2 separate regions of the Homo sapiens genome follow, and region 2 is linked to region 1. Evidence: chromatin contacts called from ENCODE Hi-C data. All regions are on one chromosome and are shown on one strand. Each heading gives the region's core, a stretch centred on a gene start or an enhancer-like site at or near the end of the contact. The rest is flanking DNA. Distances are from core to core; before and after follow the strand shown.

Region 1 (5,769 bases), core at 2,823-5,322:
AGGAAGGAGAATTGCTTGAGCCTGGGAGGTTGAGGCTGTAGTGAGCCGTGATTACGCCACTGCACTCAGCTTGGGCAACAGAATGAGACACTGTCTCAAAAAAGAATTAGAGCAAACATTTTCATTTTTCTATAAGTGTCAAGTTTGGTGTTCTGGCTGCTGGGTCTGAGGGAGAATCACAGAACTGGATCATTTCTTTGAGTAAACTCAGCCTTAGGTTTTAATCAAAATAAGATAGTTATGTTGAGGGAGATTGGTTAAATCTTCAATATCTGTGTGGGTTCATTTCTTTAAAAAAATTTCTAAGTGTTTGAAAACAGTTATAGTCTGGTATGTTATACATGCACATACAAACACACATATAAAAATATACATAGATACATATTACTATGTGTATATATGTTGTATATTTGTATGAACATATATATGCATATATATAATTTTTGATTTCTGTAACTGATCAGCCACTGAAAATTTTAATTTGTGTGAAAATGCTTTGGTAAAAATAAGAAAAATATTATCTTTCTAGCTGATCCAGTAATATATAAAATGCTTTTAATTATCCCATGCATAAATTTAATGTTTCTAAAGATGTCCCCCAAAAAATACTTTTTTTTTTAAGACAGAGTCTCGCTCTGTCACCTAGGCTAGAGTGCAGTGGTACAATCTCAGCTCACTGAAACCTCCGCCTCCCGTGTTCAAATGATTTTCCTGCCTCAGTCTCTCAAGTAGCTGGGATTACAGGTGTGCATCCCCACACCCGGCAAATTTTTGTATTTTTAGTAGAGACGGGGTTTCACCACGTTTGCCAGGCTGGTCTCAAACTCCTGACCTCAGGTGATGCACCCCCCTCGGCCTCCCAAAGTGCTTGGATTACAGGTGTGAGCCACAGTACCCCACCAAAAAGCACTTTTAAAATTTTTTCTAATGTTTAATAAAATGCGTTTTCTGTAAAGTCTTTGGCCTCTGTCTTAAACTAGTTTTTTAATTTTCTCAAATACTCTTACTAGTGTTAAAACCATTATATACAAATAAGAAATGGTATTTAATAATAACTGTTAAAAGTGTACTTCTATTTCTTATCTGGGCTAAACAGCTCTATATTTTCTTTGCCTTCATAAGTTTGATTTTGAGATGAGAAGTCTTTCTTTAGTTTATTCTAGAAACTTATGCAACTTCCTTAGTCCATCTTTGTCTATAAAGCTTCCAATTGTAGCACTGATGTCTCCTGAGCCTGATGAAATTATATCTCCCCTTCAGCAGTAGAGTTTCTTTACGACATAATGTTCTGCCCATTGTAATTCACAAGGAATTCTGTAAGTTTAAAACAATTGAAGATGTCCTTTTAAAAATATGCAAGATTAGCAGTATTTAAGAGTTTTACAATTAAAAAAAAATACATCATGGGCCAGGCACGGTGGCTTACGCCTGTAATCCCAGCACTTTGGGAGGCCGAGGCGGGTGGATCACGAGGTCAGGAGATCGAGACCATCCTGGCTAACTCAGTGAAACCCAGTCTCTACTAAAAATACAAAAAAATTAGCCAGGCATGGTGGTGGGTACCTGTAGTCCCAGCTACTTGGAAGGCTGAGGCAGGTGGATAACTATAAAGGATAACTGTTCTCCTGTATTAGGTACAGCCTGGGAAATTTCAATGGTTTTGTTTGCTGTTGAAGCAGAAGAAAAGGGTGTTTGGACAAACAGAAGTATCATAAGTGGCAGCAGTCCAGTTGGCTGGACTGGCAGTCCGGCTGGAGCCGCAGCAGAGGAACATAAATTGTGAAGATTTCATTTTAATATGGACATATATCAGTTCCGAAATAATACTTTTATAATTTCTTATGCCTGTCTTTACTTTAATGTCTAAATATAAATTGTGAAGATGTCATTTTAATATGGACATTTATCAGTTCCCAAAATTAATAGTTTTATAATTTCTTATGCCCATCTTTACTTTAATCTCTTAATCCTGTTATCTTCGTGAGCTGAGAATGTACGTCACCTCTGGACCACTGTGACAACTGTGTTAACTGTACAAATTGATTGTAAAACATGTGTGTTTGAACAATATGAAATCAGTGCACCTTGAAAAAGAACAGAATAACAGCGATTTTCAGGGAACAAGGGAAGACAACGATAAGATCTGATTGCCTGTGGGATCGGGCAAAATAAAGCCATATTTTTCTTCTTTCAGAGAGCCTGTAAACAGATGTGCAAATAGGGAAGATATCGCTAAATTATTTTCCCAGCAAGGAATATTAATAATTAATACCCTGGGGAAGGAATGCATTCCTGGGGGAAGGTCTATAAACGGCCGCTCTGGGATTGTCTGTCTTATGTGGTTGAGATAAGGACTGAAATACGCCCTGGTCTCCTGCAGTACCCTCAGGCTTACTAGGATTGGGAAACCCCGCCCTGGTAAATTTGAGGTCACACTGGTTCTCTGCTTTCAAGTCCTGTTTTCTGTTGTTTAAGATGTTTATCAAGACAATCCATGCACAGCTGAACATAGACCCTTATCAGTAGTTCTGTTTTGCCTTTTGTCTTGTTTCCTCAGAAGCATGTGATCTTTGTTCTCCTTTTTGCCCTTTGAAGCATGTGATCTTTGTGACCTACTCCCCGTTCGTACACCACCTCCCCTTTTGAAACCCTTAATAAAAACCTGCTGGTTTTATGGCTCAGCTGGGCATCACGGTCCTACCGATATGTGATGTCACCCCCGGAGGCCCAGCTGTGAAATTCCTCTCTTTGTATTCTTTCTGTTTATTTCTCAGCCAGCCAACACTTATGGAAAATAGAAAGAACCTATGTTGAAATATTGGGGGTGGGTTCCCCTGATAGGCAGGAGAATGGCATGTACCTGGGAGGCGGAGCTTGCAGTGAGCTGAGATCGCGCCACTGCACTCCAGCCTGGGCGACAGAGCGAGACTCCATCTCAAACAAAACAAACCAAAACAAAACAACAACAACAACAAAAATACATAATGAAGTCAAACCAGCCAAACTGTTCTTTCATGAAAAGTTGCTTTCTCACCTCTCTCCTAGACTAAAACCATAGGTGTGTTTGTTGTTAACCCTGAGTGGAGGCATGAGCAAGTCACATCCTTGCCTGCATATCCACCACCTCCTCTTCTCAGCTGTGAGATCTCTCCAGGCTGACCGTGCTGCACCCACGCCACAGCAGACTCATAGGAAAAGATGGCCCTGACACTCCTGGGTTGGGTCTGTCTAGGTAGCTGGACTGCTGCCAGTTATGATACTTCTGTTTGTCCAAATGCCCTTTTCTTCTGCTTCAATGGCAAACAAAACCATTGAAATTTCCCAGGCTGTACCTAATACAGGAGAACAGTTCTCCTTTATAGACTCAGATATCCATAATATCTGGGAATTCTGTGGTCCCTTATCCTTTCCCTTTTCCAGAAATGGCCTGGGTTCACCAGTAGCATACAGCACCCTTAAGGGTCCCACTGTGTTCTATGATCTCCTCCTGCTGTGCACTTTCAGTAGCTTTCCCAGTCTGAAGAAAACATGGCTTTAACATTGGACTAATCAAACTTCCTTTCAAATCTATATTACTCCCAGCCAAAATGTTTTTGCCATAATGCCTTTAAAGACCAATAATTTGTCCCCCATCATGCCTTCTCCAAGGCAAAAGATATTGCAGGTGTGGTCAGCCACATCCTGGGTGAAACAGAGCAGCAAAGCATATCGTGGAAAGGGATAGTTCTTGGTATTTCAAAATATCCCATGCCTCACTTTATAAATGTATCTGAATCCCTGACATTCCTCATTTGAATATTATATATTAATATTTTTAAATATGCGTAACTTTATACATATATTTATTTATTTATTTCCTTAGGGACAGAGTCTTACTCTGTCGGCCAGGCTGGAGTGCAGTGGCACAATCTGGGGTCACTGCAAACTCTGCCTTCTGGGCTCAAGCTATTCTCCTGCCTCATCTCATGAGTAGCGACTACAGGTGTGAGCCACCACACTCGACTAATTTTTGTATTTTTAGTAGAGATGGGGTTTCACCATGTTGGCCAGGCTGGTCTCGAACTCCTGACCTCAGGTAATCCGCCTGTCCCAGCATCCCAAAGTGCTGCGATTACATGAGTGCACCACCACGCCCAGCCACATATCTTTATTTTTTGGTATTGAAAGTCATCGTCAAAAACTGACATAACCACTAACAGTTTATTATACTAAGTTGAACAAACATGGGATTTATCTCGGGTTAATTTTACAAGCTTATTAAAGGCTCTGCCTATGAGCCCTTTGACTTGTTACCCCATTTATATATATGTAATTTTGAATGTATATAGTTATATATTTGTTATATTTATTCTGGAGAAACGCATCACTGATATAATCTAAGAAAGAATCAGTTCCCTTTCTAGCACTATTTTTAGGAAGAACATTTTGACGCTTTGTCTTTCTTTGTACATTCTTCTCATGCGTGAATGGTGAAAAAGCTCTGCTATCATGCACACAAACCAATCTTTCACACAGGAAGTGTGTTTTAAACAGAAAGAACATTTTATCTTAGAAGGGGGAAGGAATGCAGAGTCTATTGCAGATGTCATTATCTTTTGTACCTTTTTTAATCTGGAAAGACAAGAGATGTATAAAATAACATTTCGCTCCCTGGTGTTTTCATAATATCACACAATAATTTGATGGTTCTTGTCATAAAAATATGATTTGAGTATTACTTAGAATCACGTTTACTAGTCTGAAATATCTTAAATAAGTTTTTATCATAAATATCATTAGTTTATTTTAAATATTAGTATACTTGTCAGCACTGAAGAACATGGATGCTCATAGTAACATTAATTATCACATAAAGGTTTGTGATATGACATGCTTTGTCCCTCATTTCCATGAATAAATGAGTTGTTGGTTGGTTCTTGATTTTAAGGTACAACAAAGGAGGAACAGTTGTCCTTTATACCCTCAAATGCCCACTATATATTGAAATTCTTTGGTCCCTCGTCCTACCATTTTTCCAGAGATGGCCTGGATTTGGAGGTAGCACACAGCACCCTTAAGGGTCCCACCATGATAATCAAAGAGAGTAAAGAATTTTAGGTTCAAAAATGGTATTGTTTTGGCCAGGCGCGGTGGCTCACGCCTGTAATCCCAGCACTTTGGGAGGCTAAGGCGGGCAGATCATGAGGTCAGGAGATTGAGACCATCCTGGCTAACATGGTGAAACCCCGTGTCTACTAAAAATACAAAAAAGTTAGCCGGGCGTGGTGGCGGGAGCCTGTAGTCCCAGCTGATCGGGAGGCTGAGGCAGGAGAATGGGATGAACCTGGGAGGTGGAGCTTGCCGTGAGGGGAGATTGCGCCACTGCACTCCAGCCTGAGTGACAGAATGAGACTCTGTCTCAAAAAAAAAAAAAAAGTATTGTTTTTATAAATATGAGCAATATAATCGTCTCATTATGGAAACTGAAAATTCATCTTTTTTTGCAAAGATAATATCTGCTACAGATTTTGAAAGCCTTTGCTAATAATCCCTGAATGCAAAAGTTCATAATGAGTCCAGTTGTATCTTCTATGGTATAAAATCACAGAGCAACATAATCAGCATCCTTTTGGGGACAAGTATGAGAAGCTGGGTTATGATAGTTGTGGTGGGGACGTGATCATGGTAACTTTATTAATTTCCTACTGCTGCTGCAACAAACTACCAAAATTTAGAGATGTAAAACAGCCCAGTTTAGATTTCTGGAGATCAGAAGTCCCAAATCAACCT
Region 2 (5,933 bases), core at 2,766-5,265, 1.1 Mb after region 1:
GGCATTCCTAGCAACAGAACTCTTGCAAAGAAACTGAAACCAGGTCCCCCGAAATCTGGGGGTACAGTCTGCAGCAAACTCAAAATTTCTTAGGAGTCTCCCAATTGATCTTAAAAATTAAAGCAAATACTGCATTCTACTAAATAATCTGTCTTTGTCCTATCATAAAAATGTATTATATTATTTACCAGTTAAATTATTTAACATTTTCCCCAAAGCCTTTGTGTTGATTTTGCAGACAAAGAAGATGCTCTATGTGTTCCCCACCCACTACAACTACTCGTTTGAGAAGCACAGCGCCAGGGTGCTTAGATGTTTCAAGAATACATACTGGCTTAATCCACCACCAAGTTCTTACTGAAAACCTTAACTTGTGTGTCCCGAATTTATGAAAGATTACTGTGAAAACACCAGTGAAATAAAGTCACCTGTTTTGTAAACATATATGCATATAAAATATATGTAAATAAAATGATCTTAGTAAGTTCCTCAAAGTCATGCTGTAACTCTCCCCACTCAAAGATAGTTTTAAATAACGATTAAGCAAATAAATCCTGTTTGGTACTAGTTATTTTTTTTAAGTACCAAATGCTTTTCCCTAATCTGAAACCCTAATTCAGTAACGAATGGATATGCCTCTATCTTTGGCTAAAACATTTAACAGGGCTTAGTTAGTTCAATTCTACAAATACTTCTTAATCATATACTCTGCACAAGGTAATGTGTAAGTGCTTTAAGACATTTCATCCTTTATTTAATTGGAATATGAAGGCTATTTTATTACAAACATGTTTTCACACTTTTAAAACGTCAAAGCTTATTTCTTGCTGTTTTGTTTTTTCACAATTAAAATGGATCTCATAGAGTCCCTCATTTCAGTTTACAAGGCTAAGGCTCTAACAAGGCAACTAAAGAAACTTAAGGTCCCAAGCTAGAAGCAAAGACAGTCTCTGAGACGCCCATCTCCTTAATGTCCTGTCAGAGCTCTCTGTACCATGTCTTACATGAGACCATACATCTTATCAGTGTACCTTTTAACACTATTGGAAACACATTTCTATTTATCCATAAAATAAACCAACTGCACTTTTTTTTTTTTTTTTTTTTTGCGACAGAGTCTGGCTCTGTCGCCCAGGCTGGAGTGCAGTGGCGCTATCTCGGCTCACTGCAAGCTCCGCCTCCTGGGTTCACGCCATTCTCCTGCCTCAGCCTCCTGAGTACCTGAGCCTACAGGCGCCCGCCACCATGCCGGGCTAATTTTTTTGTATTTTTAGTAGAGACGGGGTTTCACAGTGTTAGCCAGGATGGTCTCGATCTCCTCACCTCCAGATCTGCCCGCCTCCGCCTCCCAAAGTGCTGGGATCACAGGCGTGAGCCACTGCACCCGGCCCCAATTGCACATTTTTAAGGTCCACATAATTAACAAATCAGCAAGTTCTATTTATGTTTTTATGCGAATCTATACGTCTACAAGGTTAAGTGTAGACATACACTGATACATTTAGCAAGATAAATTTAGTTTGAAAACACTTTTTTTCAAGTGACAGGTTTTTGTCTGATAGCTTTCAATAAGTCCAATATTTTAAAAACCTAATGACTGTGCTTCATTTTAAATATCTGGCAAATCAAATAAATTACAGCAGGTACAAATTAAGCCAACTTAATACGCTTTCTGCTACACTTCTTACAGTTTGTGATATTTATACATATTCACATTTTGTGTTAAAAGGGAACACTGATTCCTTAACAACATCTAATTTTCCACAGCGATATATTAAAATAACCACCTGCTTTGACCATAGTCAATCATTCTATTTTTAGCAGCGGACTTTTCTTTACCAAAAATAATGCATACATTTCCAAATCAGCTTGAAATGCAGGTTCCCATGCCAGGCATAATGACAGGCCCTCTAATTATATCAATCCAGGAAGTTCACTCAACTTACAAAGGATAAAAGATTCATCATATAAAAATCATTCTGCTTCCCCCTAATAGAGCACTATGTAAAGACTAATTTTAGTAATAGCAGCAAATTGATTAAAAGTTCAAGTTTCCTATTTAAATTCCTGCTTTTTCTCCTACATAAAAGAATTTTTGCAGGCATTGTCACCATTCTATTTGTGACAAGGCTTGTGGTATGTCTAGCATTATAGGTATTCAATTAAGAACTATTATCACAGCACTAAGCAACAGGGCTGGGCTTCTGAAAACAGGTAAGTGGAAGTAATGGAGACCTAGAGAGGACACAGGACATAGTTCTGGAGATTCAGGGGGAAAAAACAAGTAGTTCAACTAGTATGTAATAGACTCCCTTTGTGTGCTTAAACATAGACCATTGGTTTATTAGAAGGCAAAATATGCATGACTTTCCCTATTTATAAATCAAGGAGTCTTACAAGCAGAAAGATAATCCTCAAGAATGTAAACCATTCTTGGCATTATCCCTCCATCTGTAAACTAACTGCAGTGATGGGTACACAGCTAGGGAACAGCTCACGATATAATGAGAGGGATTTCATAAGGTACCATTATGCATGCTGATACTTCTGATGCACTGGCTCATTTTACTTCTTCACGCTGAAGATGCTTCTGGAAAGCAGATGAGCAAGACCTGGCAATGTAGATGGCAACTTAGCCTTGACGTTGGAGGTGCAGAAAGTGCTGCCCCCCACCCGCCAGACCAACCTGCCTGCCCGAGGTATCTGCTTGGGGGATGAGGGTGTCAACTGATAAGGTTTTGATGAACAGACTCTACTTCCCTAAGTTGTAAGGTCATGAAAAACACGAAGGGAGATTCTTGGTTACAGAAGAGCGAAAATACGAAGGCAGGGGCGGAGCACACGTGAATTTAGGGCACGCATCCCGGAGAAACGACCTCTTGGACCTGCACCTGTCCTGGCAGGTGCGCGCATCCCCGGCCACAGGCGCCGCAAGAAAAAATATTTCCCCGAGAGGCTACTCTATTTGTGTCATAACTTAGGGTACCCCACGTTGCAGGGTAGAAAGGATTTCCTCCGGTCGTTCTTCCATACCCTTCTCACGTTGAAGACGGCCACGGGCCTTGCGCCAAGCTGGACGAATAAAATACACGGTGAAGAGAGCGGGGCCGCGCAGTGACGGGCTTCCCGCCAGGGGACCCCACCCGCAGGCCCTACAGTCACCTGCACCCAAAGGCCCTGGCGCGCCCCCGGGCCGCGCCACCGCCCCTGCTGGGCCCGCGCAGCGTCTGGAGGCCGAGCCAGTGCTGCTGCAAGATCCGACCGCGTCCAGTCGCCATAGAGACAAGGAGTTCACCACAGGACCGCGCCAGGGCTGAAACGAAGAGTGCACGCACCGCCCCCACGCCCGCACGTCGCCACACCCCTTATGCGCATGCGCGCGTGAGCAAAAGTAACGGTATGCCCACCCTTGCGCAGACGGCACCGCGCCAGACACCCGCTCACAGAGCGGGCTTCTAGAAACTTCCGGGCCTCGGCTTCCTTACCCACCCCTAACATTCTGCCGCCTAGGGCGCCAAGCCAAGTTCGCGGCTTAACCATTTAGGAAACCGGTGCCTGCTTTGCAGCGGCCTCGTTCATCCCCACTTGCTGACTCTTTATTGTCCAGTTTTTCTGAAAACACAGTAAAACGCAAAAACTAAATCATTTGCCCACGCGGAATTGGCAAGACCACAGTCCAAGGGGGTATTTCCCACTGTGCACAGTCCTCTCTATAAGGATCAGGAAAACACGTAGATTGTAACTGCTAATTTGGCTTTTGCAAGTCCCGCCTGAACCACGTAGGGTGGGTGGTACCAATTCCCCCACCAACACCCCACTTTCCGCCGCTCCAGGGACGCGCAGCGTCTGCGCCGACGCTGGGCGCGGAGGCGTCTGGGGGCGCGGGAAGGACCTGCGCCGTGCTCTGGCCGCCTTGAATTGTGGGAGATGTAGTCTCTTTTGCGCGCCTCTTTGCCGTATCCCAGTTAAGAGCGAGGTTTTCAAACTACTATTCCCAGGAAGACGGGGGTTTCCCAGGTGACTTTGCGAAGGCATGGCGGGGACACTGTGAATGTCAGCCCAGAAGGTGATCAGAGCCTGTTAATTAAAATGGAAAGAAGACAGAAGGGAAGGTAGACATCAGGTTCTCCCTGGAGACTTTTCGTTTTCATTTACGCTGCGGAAACTGACGTTTTTGCCTAACACCCCATGTAATGTAAACGTATAGGCTTGAGTACGTGTCCGGCCGCATGTGTAGTGAACCCTAAAGCTTTCCTAATTGTAGTTAGCATCGTCCCTAAGCGGAACGATTTTCCGTGAACATGATTTGTACTTTTCTACGAGCCGTACAGTATACGGAGAAGCTGCACAGGTCCTCGGCAAAGCGATTGCTTTTGCCATACATCGTGCTTAACAAAGCGTGCTTGAAGACTGAGCCCAGTTTGAGATGTGGGCTTCAATATCAAAAGAAAACGCTGCGACCTAGATGTATTCTTGGAGTCACCCAGAAAACCATCTGGACGCAGGGACCGAGCCCCCGAAAAGCAAAGGAGGATGGCAGCAAACAAGTGTCTGTGCACAGGAGTCAGAGAGGGGGAACCGCCGTCCCAACATCACAAAAAGGTAAAAAGGAGTACTTTAATGATTGGGCTTTCAACAGACATGACAAGAGCTGCCAATGCCCTTTTATACCAAGTTCACTGCTAAAGGTGAAAAAGCAATTCACATGAATTTTTAAAAACCGTTTAAACATAATTTAGAACTAGAACATATAGATCTACAGTTTTCTTCACAGATTGGAACTCAGATGTGAAAGTTGATCTTGAATTTGATATAACTTTTTTTCATTATGTTTGGGAAATTTTTCTCAAGTTATATTGGCTCTGTTACATATAATAAAGAGTAATTGGATAGGATAAAAAGAGAGAGAGAGAGATTATTGACTCATAACTGGTAGGGAAAACTTTCACATGTTACCTGCAGTAATAGAAAAACATAAAATAGGGAGGATGGAATGTAAGTTGTCAGGGAAAGTCAGAGATGTATTCACAGATATTTTAAGATTTTTTTTTAATGTCTTCATTTCGCATGTGATTTGTAGGAAAAAAAAAGACAAAGCAATTTAGACCGCCATGATTATACCACACGAAGATGACTATTTTTAACATTTTGCACTTTCATACACATACCTTTTAATAATTTTTAACCCAAAAAATTGGATCATACCAATTGTTTTAGAGTCTGCTGACTATGCCAAAAACCTAGCTTTTCATTCATACTAGTTCAGCACGAAGGAACAACCTGTATGCAGAGGTGAAAGGCATAGAAGTGGCAAACAGCATGTGCATCAGGTCATCTGGCTCAGGCAACAGTGCTCATGCTTGCACTGCACACCAGGCCTGCTTAGGGACCCCTTCCCTCATCTGCACCCCATTCAGACGTGACAGTCCTTGTGGCTGAGTGAATTGATGGGAGCAACATTCCCAAATATGGAATATGCTGCGTCCAGAATTCAAACAGGCCTATGAAGCATTGTGGTAGGAGGTATAGGGTACAATTGTCTTTTACTTGGGAGGGCATGTCTTGGCACGCCCCAGTGTAGCCCCACGAGGTCGGCTCATGTGTTGATGAGCCTCTGCATCTTTGTTGGACCCACCTCTCACACTTGCAGCTTCTCTGACCAAGCCTTCTAACACACTTGCCACTTGTTACTTATGGGCTCTAACATGATGGCATAAATATAGTAGACAAATGTGATATTCTCCTGAATGTCCAGAACAGCATTATTCAAATAAAACTTTCTGCATAGAAATGTCCTATATCTGTGCTGTCCATTTGGGTAGTTCCTGGCCACTTGTAGCTATTTTGAGCACTTGAAATGTTGCTAAAACTTGTGACTGAAGAACTGAATTGATTTAATTTTAATTAATTTAAAATTGAACTGAAATAGCCAT

Evidence for each region. A loop is a pair of places that touch in the nucleus more often than their neighbours do. Pooled maps may share reads with other maps.
Region 2: a loop to region 1 is called in a pooled map, with 5 times the contacts of the local background. The contact joins the promoter of TIMM21 here to the enhancer-like site in region 1. A Hi-C loop is called at or near these places in 2 of 50 pooled maps.

The regions. Positions count from the first base shown.
Region 1 is chr18:73,069,464-73,075,232 of GRCh38, forward strand. No RefSeq gene overlaps it. Among named protein-coding and RNA genes, the nearest start is that of LINC02864, 190 kb to the right of the region's middle. Within about 2 kb of position 4,073, at least 2 of the 41 ENCODE cell types and tissues checked have a DNase peak (open chromatin) inside an H3K27ac peak, as active enhancers do.
Region 2 is chr18:74,144,508-74,150,440 of GRCh38, forward strand. It overlaps TIMM21 (translocase of inner mitochondrial membrane 21), which reads left to right and starts at 4,016. Exons shown (of 6, transcript NM_014177.3): 1 at 4,016-4,602. The coding sequence starts at 4,302. It overlaps FBXO15 (F-box protein 15), which reads right to left and starts at 3,327. Exons shown (of 10, transcript NM_001142958.2): 1 at 3,163-3,327. The coding sequence starts at 3,278. RefSeq lists a silencer at 3,057-3,206 and enhancers at 3,897-4,016, 4,047-4,096, 4,177-4,266.